Regions from separate parts of the Homo sapiens genome. Here all the other regions are linked to region 1. Evidence: chromatin loops called from intact Hi-C (ENCODE). Cell type or tissue: Caco-2. All regions are shown on one strand.

Region 1 (8,000 bases):
GTGAGGCTCCAGTGAGTAGGAGCAGGAAACTGGTCATTTCTGTCCATCATATTGTATCAATAAAGATATAGGTAGAACATTATATTTTATGGATATAAGATTGAAAGTAAAGGATCTGCATTACAAGCTATTGGTTTTAGCACCTAATTTCTTCAGGTACCATTTTTTGTCAAGGAGGTTTATAAAATAAATTATTGATACAAGAAGACATGTACAGCTCTACATTTACAGTGGAAAACTTCAGCACATTTCTCTCAGTAACACAAAGAACAAGACCAAAAAAGTCACTAAGACTATAGAATGCTTCAATATAATACTTAACAAATTTGACCTAATTGACTACATACAATATAATAACCACATACAAAGCTCTAGAACACTCATTCTTATTAAATGTATGTAAAATATTTACTGAAATTAAAAATATTGTAGGCTATAAAGCAAGTCGCAGCAGATTTAGAAGGGCTCAAATCACACTAAATATGTTTCCTGACCACAGTGGAATAATGTTAGAAATAATAAAAAAGATAACTGAAAAATTCTCTTATATTTGGAAATTTTAAAATGCACTTTTAAATAACCCATGAGTCAATGAAGAAATCATAATGAAAAGTAGAAAATATTTTGAACCAAATAATAATGAAAATACTACATATGAAAATTTATGGAATATAGCTAAATACATGCCCAAAGAGAAAATTATACACTTAGGTTTATATATTATAAATGACAATCAATAATCTCAGCATCTGAATCAAGTAGTTCGACAAAGAACAGAATATTAACCCAAAGAAAATAAGAGAAATAATAAAGAAAAGAAATTTAGAAATTGAAAACAATACTACAAGGAAAAGGTGAAAACTTTATGGCTATACATTTGGTTGGCATGGAGAAAAATCCTATAAAGAATACAACTCATCAAACTTACCTTTCCCCACAGAAAAAAGAAAATCAGATTAGTTTTATCTATGAAAGAAATTGTATACATTATTCAAAACCTTCCCCAAAAGAAACTCCATGCTCAGATGTTTTCTACTAGAAGTTTGGTGATTTCTAACAGCTAAAGACATGACATTAATCTTGCAAAAATTATTCTAGAGAAAAAATTGGAATGGAATACTTACCATGATGTTTTGTGAGATCTGTGTAATCTTGATATCAAAACCTAGCAGATACATTTCAAAAGGACAATTACAGGTAGTATTTCCCATGCAAACAGCTTTAACAATCTTAAACAAAACATGAACAAGCCAAATCTAAGGATATATTAAAAGTCTAAAACATTTTTAAGAGATTTATAGAAGACCTAAATAAATTGAGATTATACAGTATTCATTGATGAGAATGGTCAATATAATAGATTCGATATAATCTTTTCAAAATCTCAGGTATATGTGTGTAAATTGGCAAGCTATTTCTAATATATACATGTAAACTAAGCATCCAGCAATAACTAAGACGATGTTAAAGATGAGCGCATAGAGAAGACACCGTATGTCATCAATCAAGACTTACTATAAACTACATTAATTAAGTCATGATATTAGTGTTAGGATACACAAATAGACCAACGATTTAGAATAGATATACTAGAAACAGGTCCATACATGTACAAACTTTTGAACTATAAAAAAGTACATACTTCAGGGTTATAGGGTAAGATTATCCATTCAAAAAACAGTGCTGGAACACCTAGTTATCTGTGGGTGTGTGTGTGTGTGTGTGTGTGTGTGTGTGTATGTGTGTGTGTGTGCGCATGCACTCACGCGCATGCACATATGTGTGGCAGGTGATGAGGAACTGACCTGACTCCTAGTTCATACATAAATGTAAATTCCAGATGAAATTAGATCCAAACAAGAAAGATAAAAAAGTTTCCAGAAGCTATTAGAAGATAACATAAAATATAATTTTTATGAACTTGGTTTAGGTTAAGATTTTGTAGTATAAAAGCATTGATTTAACTGTGATAAAATTGAAATAATTCTGTTAATAAAATTGAAATAATTCTGTTAATAAAAATATTCCATTAAAAGAGTGAAAAGACAAATCCACAGATTGGAATATGATTTCATACTTCCATCCAACTGAAGGCTCATTTTCAAAATATATAAAGAATTTCTAGAAATCTATAGAAAAAATAGTGAAATCTTGGCAAAACAAAACAAAAACAAAACTTGAAGAGGAATTCCAAAAAAGAAGCACATCCTAAGAGCCAATGAGTATTGAAAAAGTACTTACCCTCCTTAATCATTGGAGGAAAACAAATTAACACCTAATGAGACTCCACTATACATACATCAAAATGACTACAATTAAAAAGACTGGCAATGTCAAGTGTTTATGAAAATGTGGAGTATCTCAAACCTCATACATTGCGGATGGGAATATAAATTTTTACAGCCACTTTGGAAAACTTTTCAGTAGTATTTGATGAAATTGAACATATACATATTCTTTGACCCAGATATTTCAGTCTTAGGAATCTTGAATAGAAATGCATATATATGTGCAATCATAATATCCTCAAATAGGATATAATTAATATGTCTATAAATAGTAAATAAAAAATAAATTATAGCATATTAGGGAGTATATTTTATAACAATGAAAATGAATAAATTTCAGTTTCATGCAACAGTATAAATTTCACATTTAACAAAAGATGCCACACATAAAATAATATATAGTAAATGAGTCAATTTATATAGTGTTCAGAAATAGACAGTCCATGGAGTTAGAAGAACTAAGGGGGTTACTGCAGTATTATATCCAGGAAAACTATTAAGATCTTTTTCAGAATGATAGCAACTGAGAAAAAAAAAAAGACTGGTAATGAAAAAGACTATAAAAATTAAACAATTTTTAGGTTTACTTGAATTTATATTTTTCCTGCACTGCATTTTTTATAGATCTTCACCAATACATTCATCAGGAATGTCCAATGATATGTTAATAAACCATATCTCAAAAAAAAAAAAGACCCTGAATTGTAGCATTCATTAATTTCCCATGCTCCCATTATGACCAATTTTTACCAATGGGATTGCTGAACCCAGAGTTGGGAAGAGCTACACAAAACTGGTGCTCCTGAACATGTAGAAACTGCTAACCACTGAATAGAACCCAGAATTAATAATATATGTAAGAACTCACAAGTGATATATTTTAATTTAAAATTAATATGTTTTCAATGCAACTAGGTTAGAATATATTTTGTGCTGTTTGTAACAAAAGAGTTTGTCAAGAAAATTCAGTTAAACAATATTGAGGGAATATTCCATGGTACAGTGAAAAAGGCAAAGTACTGGTAGATAAAACCATAAGGCAAGTGCTACTTTTCAAGTGAAGGTAACATTCTCCATGTTTATAATATTTCTAGGAACATACCTGCAAGTTTTTCCCATTCACTGCCAGGTAATTTTTGCAGGCATGACTTAATTAACAATAACTATATGTTCTGTTAACAACTTATTTCCTTTTTGGGTTTTAATTCATTGTATATAATGTTTCATGTACCCTTTCTGTTAGTGTGTATTATGCTTTTTTTTTTTTTTTTTGAGACGGAGTCTCACCCTGTCACCCAGACTGGAGTGCAGTGACGCCATCTCCGCTCACTACAAACTCTGCCTCCCTGATTCATGCCATTCTCCTCCCTCAGCCTCCCAAGTAGCTGGGTCTACAGGTGCCCGCCACCACACCTGGCTAATTTTTTGTATTTTTAGTAGACACGGGGTTTCACCATGTTAGCCAGGATGGTCTCGATCTCCTGACCTCGTGATCTGCCCGCCTCGGCCTCCCAACATGCTGGGATTACAGGTGTGAGCCACTGTGACCAGCCGTGTGTATTATTCTTAATGGCAGAGAAGAGAGAAGTAAAATAAGGACTACTTTATTTCTCCACAATGTTTTTCTTTGTAAAATTATAGCTTTACTCAAGCAATGGCCCTGTCTCATCTCATTGATCTGAATGTAGCTCTAAGAATTTGCATGCAAAAAGATTCAGAATAGCCAAAGCTATCCTGAGCAAAAAGAACAAACTGGAAGAATCACACTACCTGACTTCTAATTACACTACAGAGCTATAGTAACCAAAACAGCATGGTACTGGCAGAAAAACAGATCCATAGACCAACTGAACAGAACAGATAACCCAGAAGCAAATTTATACACTTACAGTGAACTCGTTTTTGACAAAGGTGCCAAGAACATACACTGGAGAAAGGGCAGTCTCTTCAGTAGATGGTGCTGGAAAAACTGGAAATCTGTATGAAGAAGAATAGAACTTTACCCTTATGTCTCACCATATACAAAAATCAAAACAGATTACAGACTTAAATCTAAGACCTCAAACTGTGAAACTACTACAAGATAACACTGGGGAAGCTCTCCAGGACACTGACCTGGGCAAAAATTTCTTGAGTAATATCCCACAAGTACAGGAAACCAAGCAAAAATGAACAAATGGAATCACATCAAGTTAAAAAGCTTCTGCACATCACAGGAATAATCAACACAGTGAGATGAAGTCCCATGGAATGGGGGAAAATATTTGCAAATAACCCATCTGACAAGGGATTAATAACCTGAATATATAAAGAGCTCAAACAACTCTATAGGAAAAAATCTAATAATCTGATCAAAAAACAGGCTAAAGATTTGAACAGACATTTCTCAAAAAGAAGATATACAAATGGCAAACAGGCATATGAAAAGGTGCTCAACATCACTGATCGCTAGAGAAATGCAAATCAAAACTACAGTGAAATGTCATCTCACCCCAGTTAAAATGGCTTTTATCCAAAAATTCAAGCAATAACAAATGCTGGCAAGGGTGTGGAGAAAAGAGAACTCTAGTACCCTGTTGGTGAAAATCTAAATTAGTACAACCATGCGGCTTCTTCTCTTTCATTGTTCAGCCAGCAGGAGGGAGTGTTACAGCTCTTTTACTCCTGCTGCCAGCAGCTCAGTGAGCAGGAGCACTACAGTTCTTTTACTGTCACAGTTCTGCGAGTTCTGGGTTCTTGTCCTGCAACCAAGAGGAATAAGGTATGTGGACATGGGAGACTGAGTAAGGCAGAGAATTTTATTGAGCGACATAAAGAAAGCTCTCAGCATCGAGAGAGAACCTGAAAGTGGGTCGCCATCTGTGAAACTGAGTCCAGGATTTTTATAGGTTTAGAATGGGGGAGTGCAGGCCGGGTGTAGTGGCTCACGCCTGTAATCCCAACACTTTGGGTGGCTGAGGTGGTAGGTCACCTGAGGTCAGGAGTTCGAGACCAGCCTGGCCAACATGGTGAAACCTTGTCTCTACTAAAAATACAAAAAAATAGCCGGGTGTGGTGGTGGTTGCCTGTAATCCCAGCTACTCTGGAGGCTGAGGCAGGAGAGTCACTTGAATCTGGGAGGCAGAGGTTGTAGTGAGCTGAGATCGTGCCATTGCACTCCAGCCTGGGCAACAAGAGCAAAACTTGGTCTCAAAAACAAACAAACAGAAAAACAGAATGGGGGAGTGCATGCTGATTGGTCGATGGGTGGTCTTGGAAAAAGCACCATTTGGTTGGTTAAAAGCCATCACTCAGAAGGAACCAATAGAGAGAGAGTGGGTAAGATGGGGATGGAAGTTCTCCCTCTGGTCATGGGCTTTATCTGGAACTGGCAGCTTGGTTTTCAGATTTTAAACTGTCCTTGGTTTGAAAGTTGGGTTTCACTGGGGATCCATCCCTGTCTGCGTAGGAATTTTCCTGTCTCCTGTCGCTATCACAACCACTATGGAGAAGTTTGGGGGTTCCTCAAAAATTAAAAATAGAACCACGATTCAGTGACCCCACTGCTGGTACCTACCAAAAGAAAGGTAATCAATATATGGAAGAGATACCTGAATTCTTATGTTTGTTGCACCACTGTTTACAATAGCTAAGATTTTGAAGCAACCTAAGTGTTCATCGATAGACAGATGGAGACAGACAACCTCTAATTTACATGTGGTACACATACACAGTGGAGGATTTTGCAGACATAAAAAAATGTGATACTTTCATTTGCAATAACGTGGATGGAACCGTATGTAGTTCATTATGTTAAGTGAAATAAGTCAGGCACAGAAAGATAAATATCACATGTTAACACTTATTTGTGGGATCTAAAATTCAAAACAATTGAACTCAGGGAGATAGAGAATAGACGGTTGGCTACCAGAGGCTAGAAAGGGTAGTGAGGTTACAAGGGGGAAGTGGGGGATGATTAATGAGTACAAATATATGTATACTTAGAAAGAATAAATAAGACAGTATTTGATAGCACAACAGGGTGACTATAGCCAATAATAATTTAATTGTACATTTGAAAATAACTAAAAGAGTATAATTAGACTGTGTGTAACACAAAGAACAAATGCTTGCGGGGACAGATCCCCATTTTCCATGATGTGATTATTACTTATTGCTGGTATCAAAGTATCTCATGTACTCCATAAATATATAAACCTACTATGTACTCAAAAATTTTTTTTAAAAAATTAATTTAAAAAGCATGTGTTTGTACATCATCTTTATACTTTTTATAGCTCAGCTTATATCAGTGTCTGCCACAGAGGTACATACTTAGTATGCATTCAATAAAATAAAATATTTATCAGAATAAATACATAAAAAATGATGAATAAATAAATGGATTCTAGGTTTTAGTTTTCATATTATTACAATATAATAATACACTTATGACACTTTGCTGTACATTTTCTTAGCCAGCTCTAACCCATCTTCTATATATGGTATATTAAAATCTGAGCACTTTGGACTCCTTACTACTCAGCAACTCTCCTTTCCAAAAAGGCTATTAATATGCAACTGTTTATAGAAATATGGACTTTAGAGACCCTTCCAGTATACTGAGATATTTTCCATTTTTGAATTTTTGCCTCTGAGAACACATAGAATCTATCCTCTTTATTTTGTCAAAATCTACTTTTCTAAAGTGCAGACAAGTGGTTTAGCAAATTAGGGGTCAGAGGAAGTCACTCTGTTACAGCATTAAAGAATTCCCTTAGATCTCCAGTCCTGGCTTTTTATGAACATCACCTGTAAAAATCTTTACCAAGTCCTGGGACTCACCTTCAGAGATTTGCATTCAGTAAATCTGGCCCAGAAGCTTGGCAATTGCGTTTTTAAAAGGTGATTGAAATGTACATCCTGGGCTAGAGCAGAGCTTCTCAAATTGTACGTGCATTTATTTGCATCATGTGGAGTTCTTGTTAAAGTGCAAATTCTGATTCAGGGGTTCTAGGGTGGAGCCCAAGATTCTAAATTTCTAGCAAGATCCTGAGTGATACAGCTACTGCTTCCATGAACTGCACTTTGCAAGCAAAGGTCTAAATTAAATATACGTCATCTTATTGGCTTGAATTGGTGGGATATGATTGCATGTGTTGTGACTGCTGAGAGAATTGCTATTTAAAATTTACATGTAAGACTACTTGGGAGTTTTTGTGCATATATAGCAATGTCTGAAGGCAGAGCATTTGAGCAAATAAGTATATCTCTGTTTTATTTTAATCACTTTTCAAGAAAAAACAACAACAGATGCATGGAGAGATAAATATATGCATGTCAAACTAATACATTTAGTTATTATGAATGTAAATAAATATTTATTAAATATTTCAGTGTCCTTTCTTTGTTAAGATATAATTGCTACCACCCTGTAGTCTCAGTGGTTTCACTAAGGTAGTTTGTTTTTTTCCTTCAGAATATTAGTCTTACTTACTGCATGCAATTCATTGACTAACAAGCAAGCTTTTGAGAGCAGAGCACTTAACAATTTTGGTTGGAGGAGAAAGAAGGAAATTATTATAAGCAGCCAAAATTAATAAAGCTTCTTAGAATTTAAATAGCATCAACAAAAATCATGAAAAAAGAATTTGTATTTATTTACTAATTGTCTTAGTTGGAGATACAATTACAGGTAATTGCTGGAAGTAACAGAATGGAGAGTGTTGAAAG
Region 2 (8,000 bases), 310 kb after region 1:
GGGAGATAAAGCAGCTAAAATTAGTCCATTTTATACATGAGAAAATAATTAGGGACAGCTGTCAGGATGTGAAAGTAGATCTTCTGATGGTACAGACTTTCTCCACTCTGATAATAAGGAATTAGAGGGATTTTCATCCCATAAGTCAGAAATAGATGATATTTAGCACATGCTCTATTGAATTCCACTTCCTGTAGGTATAACAGACATCAATAATGAATCATGGCATTCTTTACTGCTGACTCTATGTGCAACCTCCAAATCCTGGTCAACATATGTTGTGTAGCAACCACTTGTGAATCTGAGTTGGCATATGATGAAATCCATTTTCAATGCTTACCTTAGGTGTTTCCATTTTCAATCAGGACTCTAAAAAACCTAATAGCTTTATATGCATTAAGCTATGACTCTTTGTTTGTACGCTAAGTAGTTATGAGCTCTTGGGATGTCACTATACAAATCTAAGCCCAGTTTCCTCACTAATAAAATGGATGATCTCTAACGTTTCTTTCAGTCTAACAGTAAATGATTATATGAAAGTCCAGGCATGGTGATGAGATGGGTTATTCTGAAGCAAGAGTGACCTTCCCATTGCCACTCAAGTCACATCAGATAGATTTCTGCTTTTATTTTCTTCTTAGTTCAGCCCTGCTAATTATTATTTATGTTTAAAGCTCATACTGGCCCATATAATGCTGTGGAATATTAATTGGTCATTTAAAATGTAATACATGAAACTATTTCTAACATTTATTCGGTCTCATTAGTTTGGGATTATACAGATTGCATACAAATTGCAAATCAGACTAGCTTAGTATAAGAAAGTAGGGACTTTTGAGTCAGAGGGAACTGAGTTCAAGTCCTGATTTCATCCTTGATGGGTAGTGAAAGACCCTAGTGAAGGTCACATACCTAAGGCTTGGATCTTTTAAATATACCTGCTATGTATAATTGGTGATGCATTGTTATGTGAAGTTGAAATACTGTGTGTAAATGCTTTCTATCACAGAGCCTGGCATGTAAGAAAAATATTATTATTTAGGGATCTCTCCTGTCAATGCAAGACACTACACAGTTGCTTATTTGTTTACCTACTTTGAAAATGGAAAATGTTGCCTTTTGCTTCCAGATGTGCTCCATAGACGACTTTAACATTAGCAGATCAAACTCCTTTCCCATAGCTCTTCTGTGGGAAGTTTTGTGGCATGTAGAACCATGTCTATAATCTTTGCCATTAACCCAAGGCCTGCGATCCCTGAGCAAAACACATGCCCTGCCATAGCCACAGATGAAGAAATGGACTGTAATGTTTCTTGGGACCACCATCTGGATCTAAACGAGCTCAAAGGGCTGACAGGGTGATACAATGCCTGTTTATTTGTACTCTATGTTCCAGAACTGGCAGATAAATGGCTATGTTTTAATCCCGTGTCTTCATGCTGGAACGAAGCTTCGTTTGAGACTAAATAAAGGATGTAAGTTTAGACTGGATACAATATGCATCCACAAAAGTATCACTGTATATTTGAAAAGCAAATATCATTAGTGGGAACTCAATACCTTCAGATTCTATTGAAGTGTGCTGAGCCTCTGTAAAGCAGGGTGATGAGAAAAATCGGCTTTTGACCAAACTGTAAAGAACAGCAGGACAGCTCTTCATGCTAAGGAGCAGGGAGGGGCAGCTGTGGAGCTGCAGACAGCAATTATTCATCCTAGTTCTGCCTATAATCCACCAAAAGAGGGAAAATCATCACTCCAGTGTGTCTTTGATTTCTGTATCTTTAAAACATGGGCAACTATTAAGCATTATCATGAACCATATTTAAAAAAAGGAAATCAAAGAGTTGGAAGGTTCAGTGAATGTGAGGTGATGAAACAAAATATTTTATAAATATTTATAAAATCAAGACTAGCCCTGACTTGATGGCTGCTGCCAATAATCTGCCAAAATATCTCACATCACATAAGAACCAGCCTCCCCTGATACTCTAAATTTCAATCATTTGGGATTTTTCTTTTAGGATTAAAAATTGTGTCTTTAAGAATTCCATTTTATGACCCAAATAGCCAACAAGAGAGTAAGGTATTAAACAATGCTTATCTTTTAATAGGTTTGTATATGAAACAACAGTGAGGGACATAAAATAGATTCACGCTGATTGAGGTGAGATGGGTAGAAGGATAGGTCTGGAGACTGAGGCACAGTACCTAAAGACAGGGTCAGATAGAACCCTCAGAAAAGAGGAATCCAAGGCAGGTGACCAGGAAAGGCAACAGAAGAGTTCAACATAGCTAAACTATAAGTATGGAAAGCCAAAAAAGATATCTTCAATGGGAGCATAAAGCAGGGCATCACACCTACTCCCTGTACAATGGCTAGCACTTTCTGCATGGAGTCAAGAAATCAAACTAGAATACCAGATCAAAATTGTTCTTTGCTTTTAAGTAGCACACTAGCAATGAAGCAAGATTGAGATAAGAAAGACTCTCCCCTCCTTCTCTAAACCTTGGTTCCCTAATTTGTAAAATGAGGTGACTGGAGTAGATGATCTCTGGGACCCATTCTAACATGCTACCTCTGTGTATGTCAAGAATGGCAACTACACTACAGGTATCTGAATACTTCCTCCACACACAAGCCTGGCAGACATGAATAACCAATCATGATGCTTGTCTGCTGAACTCAGATGCAAACTTAGAATCCTTTTCAAAGAGATAGCCACTAATAATCTAACAGAGTTGGCTTGGAATAGAAATCCATTTGCCATCCCTAATATATGTATTTAGATGCCTAAATTGTCTCAAAGACTAGCACAAATGATAACACTGGCTCCAAAATGTGGATTTAATTCTGCCCCAGTAACTGAGTAAATTCCTGTGGAGATTTTATGAGTGGAGCCAGCTACTAGAAGTGGAGAAAAGAGCTGTAGATACCCAAAGAGATTTGAAGAAATACTGAGCAGAATTGTTCACCCTTGTTCTTTACCTTTCCACAGTCACTACTGCTTAATATTTAATGTCCCCTCTGAAATGAAAACTACCCTGAAAATGGTCCAAAGAAGAAGACAACATAGTGTGGGTAAGAGTTAAAAGACTTGGATCACGTCTGGCTGTGAATCTTGGGTAGATAACATCTGAGCATTATTTCCATATTCTTACAGTGGAAACTAAAATACTTTATAAGTTTATTGCAAAACATAAATAAGATAAAAGTTCTTTGTACACAAAAATGTGTTGCTAGCATAAGCCCTGTATTAGCTAACACTTTTGGAGAATTTATTTCACAACCAGTTAAGATAAAAAGTTAACCACAGAATGGGAGGGACAAGATAGCCAACTAGACAAAACCAGTAGGAGCCTCTCCAACTGAAAGAGACCAAAATATTGAGTAAATCAACATATTTTGAACAAATCATTTGAGGGAAAACTCAGAGAGCTTATAAAGAGGAGACACAGACACCAAGGCTGAAGAGAGAGGAAGCCAGGAACCCAGTATGGGATTGTGGAACACCAGAACTCATTCCTGGCCCTGAACAGCTCCTAAAGAAGCGATGAGTGAAGAGACTGCACTTCAACCCACTGTCACCATAGACCTCTGAGATCCTAGCTACAAGAGATATGACCCCCATGGACAATTGAGCTGGCCAGGGCAACTTCCCGGAGAGTAGGTAGAGACAGAACTCAAGGCTGCATGGGATTTTGCAAGGGTATAGGGGCAATAAAATATGGCCGTAGGTGCCCATCTCCCAGGGCTCTCCATAGTCCTCTGAGTGCCTCTAGCCTTTGCTGACTGCTGGACCAGGAGACAACAGGGTTGTCTTTCCCATGGAACTGGGGTACACAAGATCTGCATGTCCCTGTGTTCACCGGCCCCTGGCAGGGTCCCTGCATGGCCACTGCTGCAAAAGCAAGCACATAGTGCAGCCTCCACTCCCTGGCCTGAGTGGTTTGCTGGTGGCCTGGGAACACCTTGGCCCCTCAGCACAGCTGGTACTTGGTTTTAAGGGACAGAGGACAAAGCCAAGGGCCCAGTCCTAAACCCCAGGGTTAGAAAGAGCATGCAGCTCTGGAGGGTGAAGCTGAGATAAGTGGCTGGAACTCAAGCATGAAAGAGCCTTCACTCTCAGAACACTGAGAAGAGTGAGGCCCAAGTTTATGGGTCAGTGCAGGATTTGGGTGTGCCCCCTTCTGTAGGGCTGGTCTGGGAAGGGTGTGGCTTATCTGCCACAGTGGCTGCAGCCTCTGACTGAAGGATCCCTGCAGCCCTGAACACCTAATAGCCCAGCAATTTGTGTGCAGTAGGCTTGGAACAAAACTAGCTAATCAGGCCAGTTACTGGGACAGCCACCAGAAGGAAAGCTGGTCAAGGGAGAAATAAATGGGTGGTCCTTATAGCTGTCTGCTGAGCAAAAATCCCTGGGTACAGGTGCCACATTAGTTCCACACCTACTGCAACACTGGCCTTGCCTGGAGATCCCCATTCTTGACCTACTACATCAACAGACCACCTGCAGACATATCCCACAACCCACAACGACTGTGCCAAACACAGAGATACAACAAGCTCCCAGGGAGCTGCAGGTCTCCTGGCAACTTAACTTTCCGTTTCAGCTGTCTGTAAGGAAGGCAGTATCACAGTCTGACAGAACCCCACCCCTTGAAACTAAAGAACTGCAGGAATAGTTCCAGTGACTGCAGGGAGCTCCCCTAAGGCCAGGGAATGGATCTGGTGAGGGGTTCATCTCTCTGATCTTTTTGCCTCCTCCACCAAAAAGCACCACTGCAAATGCATTGAAATGGGAAAGAGGCTTGCAGGTAGGGGCCTAACTGCCAGCCATTACTCTTAAGTGCCATCTACAGGATCACAGCCTGAATAACAAACACCAACAAATAATTGCCCATATACACTGCCCAATTCAGTAATCTAGCCACAAATAAACATCCCATACAGAGTCTTAATCTACTGTAAGCACCCAGAATCTAAGCAAATTGACTGAATTCAACTTGTACCACAATCAAACCCTCAAGGGTAATAATATAAAAACAAAAAGCCCAATGAAAAATGACAGCAACTTGAAAAAGGAAGGAATAACAGTCCTCTCAGATGAGAAAGATTTAGTGCAAGAAGTCTGGCAGTCCTAAAAGCCAGAGTGTCCCCTTACCTCCAAACAATGGCACTAGCTCCTTAGCTATGTTTTTAAGTCAGATTGAAATGACTGAAATGACAGATGTAGAATTCTGAATTTGAATGACAAGGAAGCTCAACAAGATGCAGGAGAGAGTTGAAACCCAATACAAGGAATACAAGAAATTCAGTAAAACAATCCAAGAAGTAAAAAATGAAATATCTGTTTTAAGAAAACCAAACTGAGTTTCTGGAACTAAAAAATTTACTAAGGAAATTTCATTATACAGTTAGAAGCATTAACAACAGAATAGATAAAGCTGAGGAGAGAATTTTAGAGCTCAAAAACTGGTCCTTTGAATCAACACAGTCACATTAAAAATAAGTTTTAAAGAGTTTTTTAAAATGCACAGCCTCCAAGAAATATGTTATTATGTAAGGAGACCAAACCTATGACTCATTGGCATCCATGAGAGAGAAGAATAGAGAGTAAGCAACTTAGAAAATAAATTTGAGGATATAATCCATGAAGATTTTTCCAATCCTGCTAGAAAGACCAACATGAAAATTCAAGGAATTCAGAGACCCCTGAAAGATATCATACAAAATGACTATCTGCTAGGCACACAGTCATCAGATTGTCTAAGTTCAACATGAAAGAAAAAAATCTCAAAGGCAACTAGAGAAAAGGATCAGGTCATTTACAAAGGGAAACCCATCAGGCTAGCAAGGGACCTCTCAAAGCAGAAGCAATTGGAGAACTATCTTCAGCATCCTTAAAAAAAATCCAACTGAGAACATCATATCCCTCGAAACTAAGCTCCGTAAGTGAAGGGAAAATAAAATTTCTTTCAGAGAAGCAAACGCTAAGGGAATTAATTAGCATTAGACCAGACTTACAAGGGGTCTTTGAGTGCTAAACATGGAAACAAAAGAATGGTACCTGCTACCATAAAAACACACAACGAAAAAAAAAAAAAAAAAAACTTTAGGCCAATATGTTTGATGAACACAAATGCAGAAATTTTCAACAGAAGGCTAGCAAACTGAATCCAGAAGCAAATCAAAGAGCTAATTCACCTTGATCAAGTAGGCTTTATTCCTGGGATGCAAGATTAGGTCAGCATATGCAAATCAATAAATGTCATTCATCACAAACAGGATTAAAAACAAAAACAATATAATCATCTCAATAGACACAGAAAAACTGTGGATAAAATTTAACATCTCTTTATGATAAAAATACTCAACAAACTAGGTATCAGAGGCATATACTTCAAAATAATAAGTGCCATCTATGACAAACCTACAGCCAGCATCATACTGAATTGGCAAAAGCTGGAAGAATTCCCCTTAAGAACTGGAACAAGATAAGGATGCCCACTCCCACCACTACTATTCAATAGAGTTCCGGAATTGTTAGCCAGAGAAATCAGTCAAGAGAAAGAAATAAAGGGCATCCAAACAGGAAAAGAAGAAGTCAAGCTATTTCTCTTCACTGATGATATGACTCTATACTTAGAAAATGCTAAAGACTCTGCCAAAAGACTCCTAGAGCTGATAGAAACTTTAGCAAAGTTTCAGGATACAAACTCAATGTACAAAAATCAGTAGCATTTCTATATACCAATAACACTCAAGCCGAGAACCAAATTAAGAATGTAATCTTACTTACAATGGCCACAGAAAGAATAAATTGCCTAGGAATATGTATAGGTAAAAAATATATAGGTAAAAGATCTCTACTAGGAAAATTGCAAAACACTACTGAAAGAGATTATAGATGACACAAACAAATGCAAAAATATCCCATACTCATGGGTTGGAAGCATCAACATAGTTAAAATAGCCATACTGCCCTAAGCAATATACAAATGCAATGTTATTTCTACCAAACTACCAATGTTTATTTTACAGAATTAGAAAAAAATATTCTAAAGTACATGTGGAACCAAAAAACAGCCCAATAGCCACAGCAATTCTAAGTGAAAAGAATAAAGCCAGAGGAATCGCATTACCCAATTTCAAACTATACTACAAGGCTACAGTAACCATAACAGCATGGTTCTTGTACAAAAACAGATACATAGACCAAGGGAATAGAATAGAAAACACATAAAAGCCACACACCTACAACCAACTGATCTTCAACAAAGTTGACAAAAATAAGCAACAAAGAAAAGACTCCCTGTTCAATAAATGGTGCTGGGATAACTGGCAAGTCAATAAATGGTGCTGGGATAACAGCAGAATGAAATTGGACCCTTACATATCACCTTGTACAAAAATCAACATGAGATGCATTAAAGACTTAAATGTAAGACCTGAACTATAAAAATCCTAGAAGAAAACTTAGGAAATACCCTTCTCAACATCAGCCTTGGCAAATAATTTATTACTAAACCTACAAAAGCATTTGCAGCAAGGACAGAAATTGACAAGTGGGACCTAATTAAACTAAAGAGCTCTGCACAGCAAGAGAAACTACCAAGAGAGTAAACAGACAACCTGTAGAATGGGAAAAATTATTTGCAATCTATGCATCCAAAAAAGGTGTCATTTCCAGGATTTATAATGAACAAATCAATTTAAAAAACCAACCCCATTCAAAAGTGGGCAAAGGACATCAACAGGCACTTCTCAAAAGATGACATACAGTGGTCAACAAACATATGAAGAAAGGCTCATAATCATCACTAATCATCAGAGAAATACTAATCAAAACCACAATCGCACACCATCTCACACCAATCAGAATGGCTTTTGTTAAAAAGTCAAAAAATAACAAATGTTTGTGAGGCTGCAGCGAAAAGGGACCACTTACAAACTGTTGGTGGAAATATAGATTAGTATAGTCACTGTGGAAAGCAGTTTG
Region 3 (8,000 bases), 430 kb after region 1:
GTTTCACCGTTTTAGCCAGGATGGTCTCAATCTCCTGACCTCGTGATCCACCCGCCTCGGCCTCCCAAAGTCCTGGGTTTACAGGCGTGAGTCACCGTGCCCGGCCTTAATTTTTGTATTTTTGTAGAGACAGGGTTTCACCATGTTGGCTAGGCTGGTCTTGAACTCCTGACCTCGGGTGATCTGCCTGCCTCACCTCTCAAAGTGCTGGGGTTACAGGCATGAGCCACCAGGGACACCTAGCCTGGAAGTTGTGATCTTATTTAATATAACCATATATGCATAATCCCACACATCTCATTTCCTTTGTCATATTCTAATGCTTAGAAGGAAGTCACAGATTTCTTCTACACTTGGAGGAAGAGGAGGAGAGGAGGACTACATAAAGGTGTGGAAGGCAGGAGCAGGATCATAAGGGCCTCTTTAGAATCTATCCACCACACTCAGCACCAGAAAGATGAAAATTTAATATTCTCTAATCCCAAATCTTAATATTGGTCTTCAAGGAGTTGAATAGCCTTCTGTACTTAAAAATTAGTCTTCTGCTAGCTTGCTCTCCACAGCTAGATTATAAGTGCTCTCTGGGCAGGGATGATTTGATTGCCTGTTGGTTTGCTGGCTTAGTTTTTTGTTTGTAACCCACATCCCCATCATATTCCACCCCCTACTAGTTCAATAGATTATCTGAAAACTCAGCTGAATGCATTTATTTCTTCATGATCCCTAACTCTTTTTGAGAGCTCTGTTGAATATTAAGGAAGTGCCATAAAAAGAGATTTCTGGAAGGCAAACAAGTACGTGAGAGTTGGCCTTGCCCTTCAAATCAAGGAGGCTATTATTTAGAGGGGCCAATGGTGCTGCTTATGTTGCCCTGTTAATTCCAACACCTCATTAATCTTATCTCTAGAGTTATTTCCAGGTGTAGAAACTGAAAACGCATTTGAATTTGCTGTTTCACTTGGCGAACATAGAAACCTCTTTTAAGAACTATTTTAACATTATGTTAGTTCTTAGACCTTTTATATATTCTAAACTCAACTCCATCCAGAATATCTCTGGGAGCATTAGTCCTCCCTCTAAGAAAATTATCATTGCAAGTTTTCTTGTGCAGAAACACTATATGTCAAATACATTCCAGCAGTGTTGTTTGTTTTTATATAGCAAAACTCACAGTATGCTTTTCCATTTAACTGTGAGCAAAATAATAGCAATAACATAAATAAATCCCATTTCTAAAGTGATGTCTGTACGGATTGGTTGGTTCTAGCAAGAGGCCCTACACAGCAAAAGAAACTGCTGGCTTTTAGTTTCCTGTGTGTTTTTTCTATTTGTTCTCTAAGCCCATTTATATGAAAGATTTCTTTAACCATAAAACAACTACATCTAAAGATTTATGAGAATCAAACTTTTATTCTTGAGGCACTTCACCTTGTAAATAAAAAACTGAGTATTTCATACAGAGGCAGAGAGATAAAGAGATAGAAACAATTGTCCAACTCATTCTGTTTATTCATTGCCATTTCTCCCACTCATTTCCTTTTGCTTCTTTATTTCAGCAGCCCTTGCAAAGTATTACTTTATATTCTCTCTGTCACTATTTCTAAATTAGCTTTTGAAATTGCTTTTACCATGAGGTACAGTTGAACATACTAATGCAGAAAAATGCTCACAATAGAGTAAGTGGCTGGAGCAAAAATCAGAAGAGTTATAGTAGGAGTCCAATTTTTGTTTAAATACATATACACATTATATATAATAAATGAACTATAATACATAAATATATGCATTTATAATCCATATACATATTGTGTGTGTATTTGGAGAGAAAGAGAGCAAATACATATATTTAAGAGAGAAAATATGCTAAAATGAGAGAAAAATACATGACAAACTTTTAGCAGAGGGATTGTGGGGAAAGATGAAAATTGGAAAATGAGACATTCACTTGATCGATATAAATTTTCTTGCTTTTAAAAAATAGACGTATACTGCTTTTGCAAAGGAAAAGTAATACTACTTTCAAACTGCTTCTATTTGCACGATATCCAATTCTCCCCAAGGCTGTCTAATCTTTATTACACCTATTATTTGTACACTGCAGGATTTGGACAGAGATGGAGTTCAGTGGTGATTGCTTCCCTGTCTACTATTATAAAATGTCATTACCTCAAAAAATTCTGCCTAAAATTCAAGCCTAAGTGTATGTACCTTCCACCAGAACTTGTCAGATTCTGCCATCTGTATTTCCATAGTACCTATCTGGATAGAATCTCCTCCCAGTTTCCAGCTGTTCCCAGAAGTGCAAACCTACTGCTGCTGCTGCTGCTGCTGTGCATTGCACCTGCCTGCAGCTGTCAGGTTTATGAAGTGAGCTAGTAAACGCTTCCCCAGGAAAAGCCAACATTCTGTAAAAAAATCAATTATAAATCACTGCACAAATAGGATCCAAAGGATAATTTTGCAAACAATAATAACCAAAATCATTAAACCCCATATTTGGAGAGTATACTTTTTGTTGTGCTTTTTTTGGGTCCATTTCTCTTTTGGTTCTTACAATAACTTCATGAATTAAGAAAGGCAAGAACATAGAGTCCCTGGTTATTGCTACTTTGCGTTTCACTGATCTGCTCATATAACTCTGCTAAAAATCCTTACACTTCATTTTTTCATGATTAATTTGCTTAATCATCAATTCACCTGCAATCTCCAAAAATGCTCAGTGCTTTGCTATCTAGGGAACATAGCTGAAATAAGCATTTTTCTTCTCCTTTTCTTCTGAGAGGAAACACAGTATAGGAAGAGCATGGGGTTTGGAGTCAGATTTGTGATCTAATCTTGGCTCTGCCACTTACTAACTCATGCAGACTTGGTCAAATGACTTAACCTTCTCAGCCTCAACTTTCCCATTGTAAAACAGGTTATAATTTCTACTTAATAGGGCTGTTGTGAGGATTGTGTAAGAACCTGAGATAAAGCAGCTGCTTCAAAGAAACGTCAGCATTTGGAATCTTGGCGAAATCTTTTCCCTGGCCCCATCTGCTGGCGATAAAGAGTAAAGTCATGTTTATAATTAAGCAAAATATAGAGCTTTCAGTATGTGACTGTTCTGTGATCCAACATCATTTAAAGAAATTCATAGTATTGAAAAGCAAGAATTAACTATCAATCTTCCTGTGTTATGGCAAGAGTCACACAGCTAACTGGTAGAAGAACTTCTGACTTAGAATCCTTAAAACCAAAATGGAAGATTGGTAGAAGAATGGATATGTACAAGTGGAAGTAACAGAGACCAAGAGACCCATCAGGAGGCAATGGCTGTCACCTCATTTGCTAGAGGTGGTGGAAGTGGAAACAGACAGATTCTAAGAGTCTGTTAAAAGAATATAACCCATGGCTGGGCATGGTGTCTCATGCCTGTAATCCCAGCACTTTGGTAGGCCAAGGTAGGCAGATCACCTGAGGTCAGGAGTTTGAGACCAGCCTGGCCAACATGGCGAAACCCCATCTCTACTAAAAATACAAAAATTAGCCAGGCATGGTGGTGGGTGCCTGTAATCCCAGTTACTGGAGGGGCTGAAGCAAGAGAATCACTTGAACCTGGGAGGCGGAGGTTGCAGTGAGCCGAGATTACACCATTGCACTCCAGCCTGGGCAACAGAGTGAGACTCTGTCTCAAAAAAGAAGAAAAGAATGTAACCCAAATGGCAGCTAAAGTCACCTTGTCCTTTGAGGTTTAGATGAAATTGGTTTAGGCTACTTCAATATATAGGAAATTCAATATCTTTCCTGAAGTTTCTGTACATTTCTAAGGGCCCACGTGGTCACTTTTGGCTCCCTATTTTGGGTGAAATCTCTTCGTCATCTTCAAACCCCTGTGGCTTCTTTTTGTCTCTGCTTCATAGAAATTCAGATATAGGGCCCAGCATGGTGGCTCACATCTGTAATCCCAGCACTTTGGGAGGCCAAGGTGGGCAGATCACCAGGTCAGGAGATCGAGACCATCCTGGCTAATACGGTGAAATGCCGTCTCTACTAAAAATACAAAAATAAGCCAGGAGTGGTGGCGGGCATCTGTAGTCCCAGCTGCTCAGGAGGCTGAGGCAGGAGAATGGCGTGAACCTGGGAGGTGTAGCTTGCAGTGAGCCGAGACTGTGCCACTGCACTCCAGCCTGGGCAACAGAGAGAGACTCCGTCTCAAAAGAAAAAAAAAAAAAAGAAAAGAAATTCAGATATAGACCCAGCTCAACACTGAATATTTTTGTATTAAAAAGACTTTGCTAAAGGTTTGAAGTAATGATGTTATACAGTGCTGCTAAGTAAGCCATTTAAACTAAACATTAGACAGCCATGCTCCGACAAGTTCTAAGTAGCCTGACACCCACGGTTCTTCATTAGGAGACTTTCTCTGGAGACTCCAGCTTCCCACTTTGTTGCCTAAATCCCTTACTCCCTTGAGTCTCTATTACTTCTTAATTCCTACCCTTTATTTTATAGAAAATGTCTGTTTTCCACCCACTCCTCAGCTCTGGATTTGCATTTGCATAACCGAACATTCATTAATAAGATCTGTTAAAAATCAAGGTTCAGGCTGGGCGCCGGGGCTCACGACTGTAATGCCAGCATTTTGGGACGCCGAGGCGGCTGGATCACTTGAGGTCAGGAGTTGGAGACCAGCCTGGCCAACATGGTGAAACCCAGTCTCTACTAAAAATACAAAAATTAGCCTGGCATGGTGGCAAGTGTCTGTAATCCCGGCTACTCAGGAAGCTGAAGCAGGACCATTGCTTGAACCTGGGAGGCAGAGATTGCAGTGAGCCGAGACTGCACGATTGCACTCCAGCCTGGGCAACAAGTGGAAAACTCTGTCCAAAAAAAAAAAAAAAAAAGTTCATCAATTCTGAGTGTTACCATTCTGTAAATAAACAAACTACCAGAGACTAAAGTTTCAGCTGTGCCTTGCTTTTCATACCCAAAAGCCTCTGTAAATGAAAGGAAGCAGTATAGATATTTACATTCCCCCTGAAATATATAGTGCCAATTCTCACCACAGTTCCCTCCCAAACTCACACAAAAACCCAGAAGGCAGAAGTAGTTGCAGTTCATTTTGACTTCAAATTGCATTTTTTTCATTCCACTACCCAAAGAAACCATACAAATTGAGACTGATTACCTGTAAAGATTAAAGAAGAAAGAAAAGTCAAAAATAAAGAATATTAGTACAAAACTCAGGAAATTGGAAGGAGAGGCCATTGAGAAGCATGATGAAGTGTTTAATTTTGTGTACGTTGGACCTGAAGTCCCTTGTGTTGACTACACGGACATTTTAAGTAGTGAGCTGGACATCCAGGCTCAAAGCAGGAGGGTGAGGGCAGTACTGAAGCTTGGATGACATAGAGATCAACATAAAAGTGACGACTAAAACTATGAGAAAAGCCGTGCTTTTCAAAAAAAAAGGAATGAAAGGAAATAAGGAAAGAACAAAGACTGAGCCTTAGGCAATGCCTACAATGCCAGTTGGTGGGAGAAAGAGAAAAACAATGACACAGAAGGAACCTAAGCATTGTAGTGATTGGAAGAAAATCAAAAGAGCATCAAAACCATGTGTCGTCCCAAAGGCACAAGAAGAGAGAACTTCAAGTAAGAGTAGTCGGTAATATCAGAGGCTCAAGGTAGGACAAAAATAATCACCTCAAAAGGTCTGCAAAAAGGCCTAATTTTCTTAACACTTTAGTTTTGCAGTGTGTTGGGAATTAATTTCAGTTGCAAGGTGGTAGTGGCAGCAGTAGTAGCATTGTTTAACATTAATTGGGCATTTAATGTATGTACAGGGTTACCAGGTTAAAAAGCTGAGTCCTCATGTAAATTTAAATTTTAGACAAATAATGAATAATTGTTAGGATACATTCCATCTCAGATAAATAATGACTAATTATTAGTATAACTATGTCCAATTTTAGATAACCTGAAATTTAAATTTAACTGGGCATCCTGTATTTTTATTTGTTAAATCTGGCAACCCTACATACACCAAGCACTATGCTGAACATTTTGCATACCTAACTCATTTAATCCTTTTAACAGTTTTGTCTGTTCTTTGCATTACTATAAAGGAATACCTGATTTCCATTCTTGAATCAGTTTTAGGTAACATTTAGCTCACAATTTCCTAGTCGGTTTATTTTCCAATTTCATGGAATTTTATCCTATGTATGCGTATTTAGCAAAGACTCATAAAAACCCCTTTGCAGATTTATGGAGCTCTTTTCTGGTATAATTTTCTCCTTGTCAGAGCTCTCCTCTGAAACTTCCAGCTACTTCAAACTGCCTGAACTCTGATCCTCATCTCATCACAAGAGACCATTATGATCTGCTTAGAATGTCCCTCCTTGCTACACATTCAAGAATGTGCCTCTAGCCAAAATGCCAGTGTAGTCATCAGGCTAACCTCATTTGTTTCTTTTCTCTCAGGGATCATGGTCTTATGCTTCCAGTTGTTTAATGTCTGAAAACAGTTGTTTTATATGCTTTTTCAAGTTTTCTAGTAGTTTAAGACAGAAAGTTAAATCCAGTCCCTTTACTTCATCATGGACAGAAACAGAATTTGTCATATCATGGTTTAATCTGGAATAATTAATTCTTCAGTCTTATTGTTTTTCTTAACACTCATGTTTGAAGAGTACAGACCAGTTATTTTTAAACTATTGGTCAATTTGGTTTGTCTAATCCATCTCCCTGTAACTAGATTCACCAACTCTCAGTACAAATATCAGAAGCATATGATGAATTGATCATTTTTGCAATATATATTTGGGTTCTCTTCACACCTTTGATGCAGGATTTTTTGCTCCTTGGTTCAGCTTAATCTGGGTTCTTGTCTCACGACCAGGAAAAAATAGGCACACAGACACATTGAAAGGTGAGGAGGGCAGAATTCATTTAGCAAAAGGAAAGCTCTCAACACAAACAGGGGTCCTGCATGCAGGTTTCCACCTCACAAATGAGTATCAGGGCACCACACACAAGTTGAAGAGGCCAGGCTCCTCCCCAGCATAAGGCAGAAATTCCTGGTGGCTCCACCCTATTCCCCGAGTGCCCATGCAGACCCTTAGTCTGAGCCACTCCATACTGATTTAATTTCCTTATTGCTCATGTGTTAATGGATGGAATTTTTCACTGTAGGCATGTTTATGCAAGCTCCCACGCACAGTGATGTGGGCAGGTTGGAGGTTCTCCAGGGACCTTTCCCTATTTGCCTAGGCATTTGGCTGTTTCCTGCCTCTATCACCTTGAAATTGTGACAGACTGAAACTGCTTAGCTCTCCCTAGTGGTTAAAATGTATGATCAGACTAATTACTGGAAAAAGCAGTTTGATTAACTGATTAAGTCTATTTGAGGAAAAATTAAAATCCAGGACCGAAATATTGACACAATGGCAAGAAAACAGATCAGCTAATGAAAAGCCTTGATCTTAATTATCTAGTACAATAAAAAGTAACGCCTGAGAAGGACAGTTGTACTATTTCTTCCTCAGGCTCAAATCTGATCTTTTTTCGTAATAAAATCTCACATTTTCCCAAAATGTTTAGCCTTTTCTTGGTATTTATTTATCTCTAGTTGTTCAACAGATGAAATATATATATTTAATATATACTATTATTATAAATATATTATTGCTTTAAATATAATAAATATATGTGAAATATATATATCATGAAATATGTGAAATATATCTGTTGATGAAATATATATATATTTTCTAGATGAATACTAATACATATTGAATAGAAGAAAGAGACATCTGTATACTTCCATAGAGCACATTATCCTAAAAATATCACTTGGTATTGTATGATAAATAGCATTTTATTAATATTTATACTAATAGAAAATGATTTTAGCTTTTTATATTTTTTCTTTATAAAATCAAAATATATGACTTCATATTTTTATTTGATCAAAATTTGACTTCTTTCCCGCTCTGTGATTCATAGCTCTTGAC
Region 4 (8,000 bases), 270 kb after region 1:
TTGCTCAGGCTGGATGTAGTGGCACAATCAGAGCTCACTGCAGTCTTGAACTCCTGGACCAAAGCAGTCCTCCCAACTTAACCTCCTAAAGTTGTTGAATTATAGGCGTAAGCCACAGCATCAGCCAAAACGGTTTTTGATCTTCTGTTTCTACTATAATTATTTCAAGTTTTTTCCTATCAGTTGATATGGTTTTGGCATGTCCCCAACCAAATCTCATCTTGAATTGTAGCTCCAATAATCCCCACTTGTTGTGGGAGGGACCCAGTGGAAGGTAATTGAATCATCGGGGTGGGTTTATCCCATGCTCTTCTCATGATAGTGAATAAGTCTCATGAGATCTGATGGTTTTATAAAGGGCAGTTCTCCTGCACATGTTCTTTTGCCTGCTGCCATGTAAGACATGCCTTTGCTCCTCCTTCGCCTTCTGCCATGATTGAGGCCTCCTCAGCCACGTGGAACTGTGAGTCCATGTGGAATTTTCCTTTATAAATTACTTGTATTGAGGCCTCCTCAGCCATGTGAAACTGTGAGTCCACTTTCCTTTATAAATTACCCAGTCTGGGGTATGTCTTTATTAGCAGTGTGAGAACAGATTTAGGATTTAGGAAAGGCAAATGTTAATATTAAGTAACTAATTAATATAACAAATAGATGCTATTTCCATTCTTGTTGTATCAATTTCTCCTTTCTACTTAACAACAATCAGGTCTATGGGAAAAACAACAAGAATGGTTTGCTGTTACCTCTGCTTTTGTTACATAATTCATAACTATCAATTATTTGGAGATTGCTTGCTGCTGCCAAATGTTTTATGCTTTTCCTGAGGCCATGAAGTAGTAAGCAGAAGTAAAATGAATTCGTCTTGGTGTCCGCTATCACACGGCCTATCCCAGAAACATGTATGTTTATTTGAATCAATTTAATTAAAATCATAATCCATCCTTGCCATATATAAAACATATATAGTAAGATAAACATATTTTCAAACAATAGTGACATCTGAGTTACTTCACAAAGTGGTTTTTTTGGTGAAAATGTTTTTCATTATTTATTCAATTAATATTAACAAAGGGGGCCAGGCACAGTAGTTTACACTTGTAATCCCAGCACTTTGGGAGGCAGAGGCAGGACGATCACCTGAAGTCAGAAGGGTGAGACCAGCCTGACCAACATGGTAAAACCCCATCTCTATTAAAAATACAAAAATTAGCCAGGTGTAGTGGCACACACCTCTAGTCCCAGCTACTCAGGAGGCTAAGGTAGGTGAATCACCTGAACTCAGGAGGCAGAGGTTGCAGTGAGCCGAGAACATGCCACTGCACTCCAGCCTGGGCAACAGCAACAGTGAGACTCTGTCTCAATAATAATAATAATCATAATCATAATCATAATCATAATAATGAAGGTATTATTATGGGCCTAGAACTGTGTTAGTACTGCATATAATTGGAGGGCAACATTTTTTTTTCAGTTTTGTTGAGGTATAATAGAGAAATTAAATTATGTATGTTTAAAGTATACTCTGTGATGATTTGATATACATATACTTTGTGAAATGATTACCAAAACCACTATGAAGTTAGTTAACATATCCCTCATTTCACATAGTTATCCTTTTTTGCATATGTGGTGAAAACTCTTAAGATTTATTCCCTTAGCAACTTTCAAGTATATGACACAGCATTGCTAACTATGGTCACCATGCTGTACCTTCAGTCCCCAGAACTTACTCATCTTTTAAATGAAAGTCTGTACCCTTTCACCGACATCTCTCACCCCTGATCCCTGCTAACCACTGCTCTATTATCTACTTCTATGAGTTTAACTTTTTAAGATTTCACATAAGTGAGATCACATAGTATTCGGTTTTCTCTGCCTCACAAAGTTTTTAACAAATATTAACTTAATACTGAGCATAGCCAGACACTGTTTCAGACATTGGAGAGACAACAGGGAAGAAAACAAAATCCTTCCCTCATTGAATTTATGTTCCTGTGGAAGAGTCCATCAGTAAACAAATAAATAAGTAAATACTAAATCATGACCAATCTTGATATGTGCCATCATGTAAAGAAAAAAAAACAGGGGTGTGTGTGTGTCTGGCAGGGACATGGTACCAGGATTGTCATTTTACATGGTTCCAGGGTGGTCATGGGACATCTCTCTAAAAAAGTGATGGTTGATCCAAGACTCAAACAAAGAGAGGGAGAAAACAACATGGGACATTTGCAGGAAGAGAATTTTAGACAACAGGGATAGTTAGTGCAAAGGCCTTGTGGCAAGAGCACGCTTGGGTGGGTTCCAGGAAGAGTGAGGTGATTAATGTGGTCAAAGAGGAGTGTAGGAGGAGTAGGAAAGCTAAGGTACAGAAGAGACAAGTCAGGTGGCCCTGGAGCACACCTGTCACTCTAAGGCTATTGGCTTTCCATCTGAGGAATATGGAAAGTCCTTGAAGGGTATGAGCATGGGAGTGATTTGATGTGACTTGAGTTTGCTTTTGTTTTTTGAGATGGAGTCGCGCTCTGTCACCCAGGCTGGAGTGCAGTGGTGCGATCTCAGCTCACTGCAACCTCCACCTCCTGGGTTCAAGCAATTCTTTGCTTCAGCCACCTGAGTAGCTGGGATTACAGGTGTCTGCCATCACGCCTGGCTAATTTTTGTATTTTTGGTAGAGACAGAGTTTCACCATCGTGGCCAGGCTGGCCTTGAACTACTGACCTTGTGATCTACCTGTCTCGGCCTCCCAAAGTGCTGGGATTATAGGTGTGAGCCAACGCGCCCTGCCTGACTTGGGTTTTAAATGAATTGATAAAATGCCTAATACAATGCATGTGGAACATTTTATATTCCACCTACTTTCATGAAGTACCTGAGGTAATTTGCAATAAATAATAGAAAGTATTTCTTCTGACTCTAGAAAGTCAATTGTGGAGCTGACTGAAGATGGAAGGATGAATTAAGTTGCTCGATATCTCTTTCTGTCCTTTGGTTTTTTAAATCAAACCCAGAAAATAATTTGTAGCCAACTAATATTCATATACTTAGTGACTAAGCTGTTAAAAGTGTGGATTTTACAGAATTAAATGTTGACTTTTTAATTTAGTAATAGTTTTTTCTTTATTATTTTATATTTGAAAATCTCTTAAGCATTTGTTCTTCCACTGAATTCAGGAAACCATGCTGTTTTATTATCTGAGATGGGTTATACAGACCACCATAACAGAACCAAGACTTTCCAATAAACCGCAAATTAAGATAGAATGGTAGAAGTCATTCAAAGGAAGATGTACACTGCAAATAAATTAAATCAAATTGTTTATCTATTATCCTCAAGGATGATAGAAGGAAAACAATGAGAAACAAAGTTAAGCATTTGCCCTAATTTTTTTTGGAACCTAAACTTTAAAACCCCCACCTGCAAAGCTAGGTCTTTTGTTCCGTATGAGCCACAGTTAGCTCAGCCAGGAGGCTACCACAGGAAACCCTGATGGAGAAAGTTAGATCTGCTGAGCTGACAAAACTATGTCTGCAAAGATGGAATGGTAACTAGTGAGAGAGTTATGAAAAATGATCTCCCAAAGCTGGAAGTAATAAAATGAGTGCCTACTAAAAACTAGTCCATTTGTTGCAGGTGGACAAGCAAGGTCCTGAAATTGGGGCTTAACCCATGAGGGTTCTTGGCTTCACCTAGGAAAAATTTAAGAGCCAGCCAGCGGTGTTAGCAACTTTTTTATTTTTGAGACAGAGTCTTGCTCTGTCACCAGGCTGGAGTGCGGTAGTGCGATCTCAGCTCACTGCAACCTCCGACTCCCTGGTTCAAGCAATTCTTCTGCCTCAGCCTCCTAAGTAGTTGGCATTACAGGCACATGCCACCGTGCCCAGATAAATTTTTTAATTTTTTTTTTTTTTTGAGATTAAGTTTCACTCTTGCTGCCCAGGCTGGCGCAAAATGTTGCGATCTTGGCTAACTTTAACCTCCGCCTCCTGGGTTCAAGTGATTCTCCTGCCTCAGCCTCCCGAGTAGCTGGGATTACAGGTGCCCACCACCACGCCTAGCTAATTTTTTGTATCTTTAGTAGAGACAGGGTTTCACCATGCTGACCAGGCTGGTCTTCATCTCCTGACCTCATGATCTGCATTCCTCGGCATCCCAAAGCGCTGGGATTACAGGGGTGAGCCACCACGCCCAGCCTAGACAGCAACTTTTATTCAACAAGAGCTGCTCCTTGCAAAGCAGAGCCAACCCATAGGTAGTGACCCAGATTCAGCACTTGTGAGCTATTGGTTAGCAGCATTTACATTCACTTTTAATTACATGCAAATTAAGAGGCTGATTATTCAGAAGTCTCTAGAAAAGGGGCTAGTAATTTCTGGATCATTGCCATCCTGCTGGGTCATTTACATGACAAATATAAATTGTCAAGCTTTGGTGGGAGTATCTTATGTTAATGAGCAATGAGAACAATTAGAGGTTGGTTGCTTTTGGCGCCATCTGCTGGTTCCAGACTTTTTTTTTTTTTTTTAAATCCAGACGGAGTCTCGCTCTGTCACCCAGGCTGGAGTGCAGTGGCGCGATCTCGGCTCACTGCAAGCTCTGCCTCCCGGGTTCACACCATTCTCCTGCCTCAGCTTCCCAAGTAGCTGCGACTACAGGCACCTGCCACCACGCCTGGCTAATTTTTTGTATTTTTAGTAGAGATGGGGTTTCACTGTGTTAGCCAGGATGGTCTCGATCTCGTGATCTTGTGATCCGCCCACCTTGGCCTCCCAAAGTGCTGGGATTACAGGCGTGAGCCACCGCACCTGGCCTCCAGACATATTTTAACTTTATCCTTTCAAGACTGGGAAATAAGTCCTGCTGCTCTCCTAGCTCACATTCAGTCCAATGTGATTAATTTCCAGAGGAATTGTTGCTCTTAAATTAAAACAATCTATTAAATTTCATTCATTTGTACTGCCATTGCTTTCTCTCTCAGGCCTTTGTGTAGAAGGAAAGCCAGAAAAGGATGACTATGTAAGACTTTTTAAAAACCCCTTATGGCAAAGTGCTTTTATGTCACTTGGCCAGTGTGAGAAAGCAAATCCACAAACCATAGGCCCATTTGATTAGGAAATTTCAGAATGTCACTTACAGCTTCAGGAGATAGTAGCTCAATCTAAAACAAAACTGTTGACAGAATTTTGAAAGTTGTGTAATCGTATTTATAATCTCTGTCTCAAAGAGAGATCCAAACAAAAGAAACCACCATGTCATAATTAATGACAAGATATACTGACCAATGGCAAGGCTGTCCCTTCTTTTGAAGGCTCAAACGATTTGAAGAGTTTGAATACAGATACCTTAAATCCACTTAGACAGGGACATATTGTTATCCCCTTTCCCTTGGTCAGCTAATTCAGCAAGAACATTCTGTAGTGTGTGCTCCTGTAGTTTTAAGACTGAACCTTAAAAGTGAAAGCAAGACAATATACTGTGGATGAAATTTGCCAGAGAACACTGGGACTAGTTGTTTTGCATGTCTCAAGTAATAAGTTAGTGACTGGTTGTACTGTGTCCCTTGTAACCATTCCTGACTGCTGCATTTAGCAGGAAAGCCTTCATCTGGGACCAGAGTTAGGGATCTGCTTTGGGGATGTAAGAAGCACACAGTGCTTCTTACCCAGCAAGAAGACCAGGCATCCCAAAGCTTTTCCACAAGGATATACCATCCTCACACCTGTGCCTTTTACTAGGCCATCAACTGTAGTTTATTTAAAATGGAGCAAAAAGGCTCAGGCTCTCCCTCTCCCCTCTCCCCTCTCCCCTCTCCCCACGGTGTCCCTCTCCCTCTCTTTCCACGGTCTCCCTCTGATGCCAAGCCGCAGCTGGACTGTACTGCCGCCATCTCTGCTCACTGCAACCTCCCTGCCTGATTCTCCTGCCTCAGCCTGCCGAGTGCCTGCGATTGCAGGCGCACGCCGCCACGCCTGACTGGTTTTCGTGTTTTTTTGGTGGAGACGGGGTTTCACTGTGTTGGCCGGGCTGGTCTCCAGCTCCTAACCGCGAGTGATCCGCCAGCCTCGGCCTCCCAAGGTGCTGGGATTGCAGACGGAGTCTCGTTCACTCAGTGCTCAATGGTGCCCAGGCTGGAGTGCAGTGGCGTGATCTCGGCTCGCTACAACCTCCACCTCCCAGCTGCCTGCCTTGGCCTCCCAAAGTGCCCAGATTGCAGCCTCTGCCCGGCTGCCACCCCGTCTGGGAAGTGAGGAGCATCTCTGCCTGGCCACCCATCGTCTGGGATGTGAGGAGCCCCTCTGCCTGGCTGCCCAGTTTGGAAAGTGAGGAGCATCTCTGCCCGGCCGTCATCCCACCTAGGAAGTGAGGAGCGCCTCTTCCCAGCCGCCATCCCATCTAGGAAGTGAGGAGCGTCTCTGCCCGGCCGCCCATTGTCTGGGATGTGGGGAGCTCCTCTGCCCGGCCGCGACCCCGTCTGGGAGGTGGGGAGCGTCTCTGCCCAGCCACCCCATCTGAGAAGTGAGGAGACCCTCCGCCCAGCAGCCACCCTGTCTAAGAAGTGAGGAGCCCCTCTGCCCGGCAGCCGCCCCGTCTGAGAAGTGAGGAGCCCCTCCGCCCGGCAGCCACCCCGTCTGGGAAGTGAGGAGCATCTCCGCCTGGCAGCCACCCCGTCCGGGAGGGAGGTGGGGGTCAGCCCCCACCCGGCAGGCCGCCCCCTCCGGGAGGGAGGTAGAGGTGAGCCCCCGCCAGGCAGGCCACCCTGTCCGGGAGGGAGGTGGGGGGTCAGCCCCCGCCCGGCCAGCCGCCCCGTCCGGGAGGTGAGGGGCGCCTCTGCCCGGCTGCCCCTACTGGGAAGTGAGGAGCCCCTCTGTCCGGCCACCACCCCGTCTGGGAGGTGTACCCAACAGCTCATTGAGAACGGGCCATGATGACAATGGCGGTTTTGTGGAATAGAAAAAGGGGAAAGGTGGGGAAAAGATTGAGAAATCGGATGGTTGCTGTGTCTGTGTAGAAAGAAGTAGACATGGGAGACTTTTCATTTTGTTCTGTACTAAGAAAAATTCTTTTGCCTTGGGATCCTGTTGATCTATGACCTTGCCCCCAGCCCTGTGCTCTCTGAAACATGTGCTGTGTCCACTCACGGTTAAATGGATTAAGGGTGGTGCAAGATGTGCTTTGTTAAACATATGCTTGAAGGCAGCATGCTCATTAAGAATCATCACCACTCCCTAATCTCAAGTACCCAGGGACACAAACACTGCGGAAGGCTGCAGGGTCCTCTGCCTAGGAAGGCCAGAGACCTTTGTTCACTTGTTTGTCTGCTGACCTTCCCTCCACTATTGTCCTATGACCCTGCCAAATCCCCCTCTGCGAGAAACACCCAAGAATGATCAATAAAAATAAAATAAAATAAAATAAAATGGAGCAAAAAGAAAAAGAGTTTTCAAAATCCTCTTTTAAAAAACAAGAATAGGCACCTACTAAAAATATTAAAATCTCAATTTAAAAACCTCTCACTGAACCCTGAAAGTTTATCAGTTTAAAAAACAAATGCATTAAAAAAAAAACCCCGTAGAATATGTCATGTCTTAGAGAATGAGCTCACAGTGATTCATTCCTAACATGGTTCTTAGGGGTAGCAACAGAGGGTGGTCCCTAGTCTAAAAGCCTAAGGGCACAGAGTGCAATCTCTGCCAAAGGCTTAAATTTCTATTTCAGGCATACAAAATTTATTCTAACTGATATGTATATCTTCATGGAAAAAAGGATTCCAAAGCTCATCAGAAATAATAAAAGTAAAAAGAACATTCAAAATATTATTTTGAAAAAAATGGAAGGGGAATTTATCCATGAAATATTCAAAAATACAGGAAAACTACACTAAGCAAGAATGAAACTGCTGCTACAAATAGGTAGCTTCATGGAAGAGTAGAGAAAGCCCAGAAACAGAAGCAAATCTAAATGAATTCTTAGTATACCATAAAGGCAGCATTTCAAAGAC

The links. Hi-C counts contacts between places; a loop is a spot of excess contacts. Peaks named below come from ENCODE experiments on the same cell type or tissue, not always from the same donor. Only the 100,000 strongest peaks of a DNase experiment are listed, where the experiment ranks them.
Region 2: a loop joins it to region 1, with 2.1 times the contacts of the local background. A loop is called at or near these places in 5 of 110 quality-filtered maps.
Region 3: it touches region 1 in a loop (16-fold over the local background); 11 of 110 quality-filtered maps call a loop at or near these places.
Region 4: a loop joins it to region 1, with 1.8 times the contacts of the local background. A loop is called at or near these places in 8 of 110 quality-filtered maps.

What each region holds. Positions count from the first base shown.
Region 1 is chr11:106,582,193-106,590,192 of GRCh38, reverse strand. The region is part of intron 1 of LOC124902744 (a long non-coding RNA gene); the gene reads left to right. Among named protein-coding and RNA genes, the nearest start is that of GUCY1A2, 430 kb to the left of the region's middle. In Caco-2, no CTCF peak of the experiment used is centred here; a DNase peak (open chromatin) is centred at 4,952.
Region 2 is chr11:106,273,898-106,281,897 of GRCh38, reverse strand. No RefSeq gene overlaps it. Among named protein-coding and RNA genes, the nearest start is that of LINC02719, 150 kb to the right of the region's middle. RefSeq lists an enhancer at 4,518-5,101. In Caco-2, a CTCF peak has its summit at 4,831 (motif pointing left); a DNase peak (open chromatin) is centred at 4,807.
Region 3 is chr11:106,151,424-106,159,423 of GRCh38, reverse strand. No RefSeq gene overlaps it. Among named protein-coding and RNA genes, the nearest start is that of LINC02719, 23 kb to the right of the region's middle. In Caco-2, CTCF peaks have their summits at 3,045 (motif pointing left) and 7,279 (motif pointing left); a DNase peak (open chromatin) is centred at 3,003.
Region 4 is chr11:106,316,095-106,324,094 of GRCh38, reverse strand. No RefSeq gene overlaps it. Among named protein-coding and RNA genes, the nearest start is that of LINC02719, 190 kb to the right of the region's middle. In Caco-2, a CTCF peak has its summit at 4,515 (motif pointing left); a DNase peak (open chromatin) is centred at 6,517.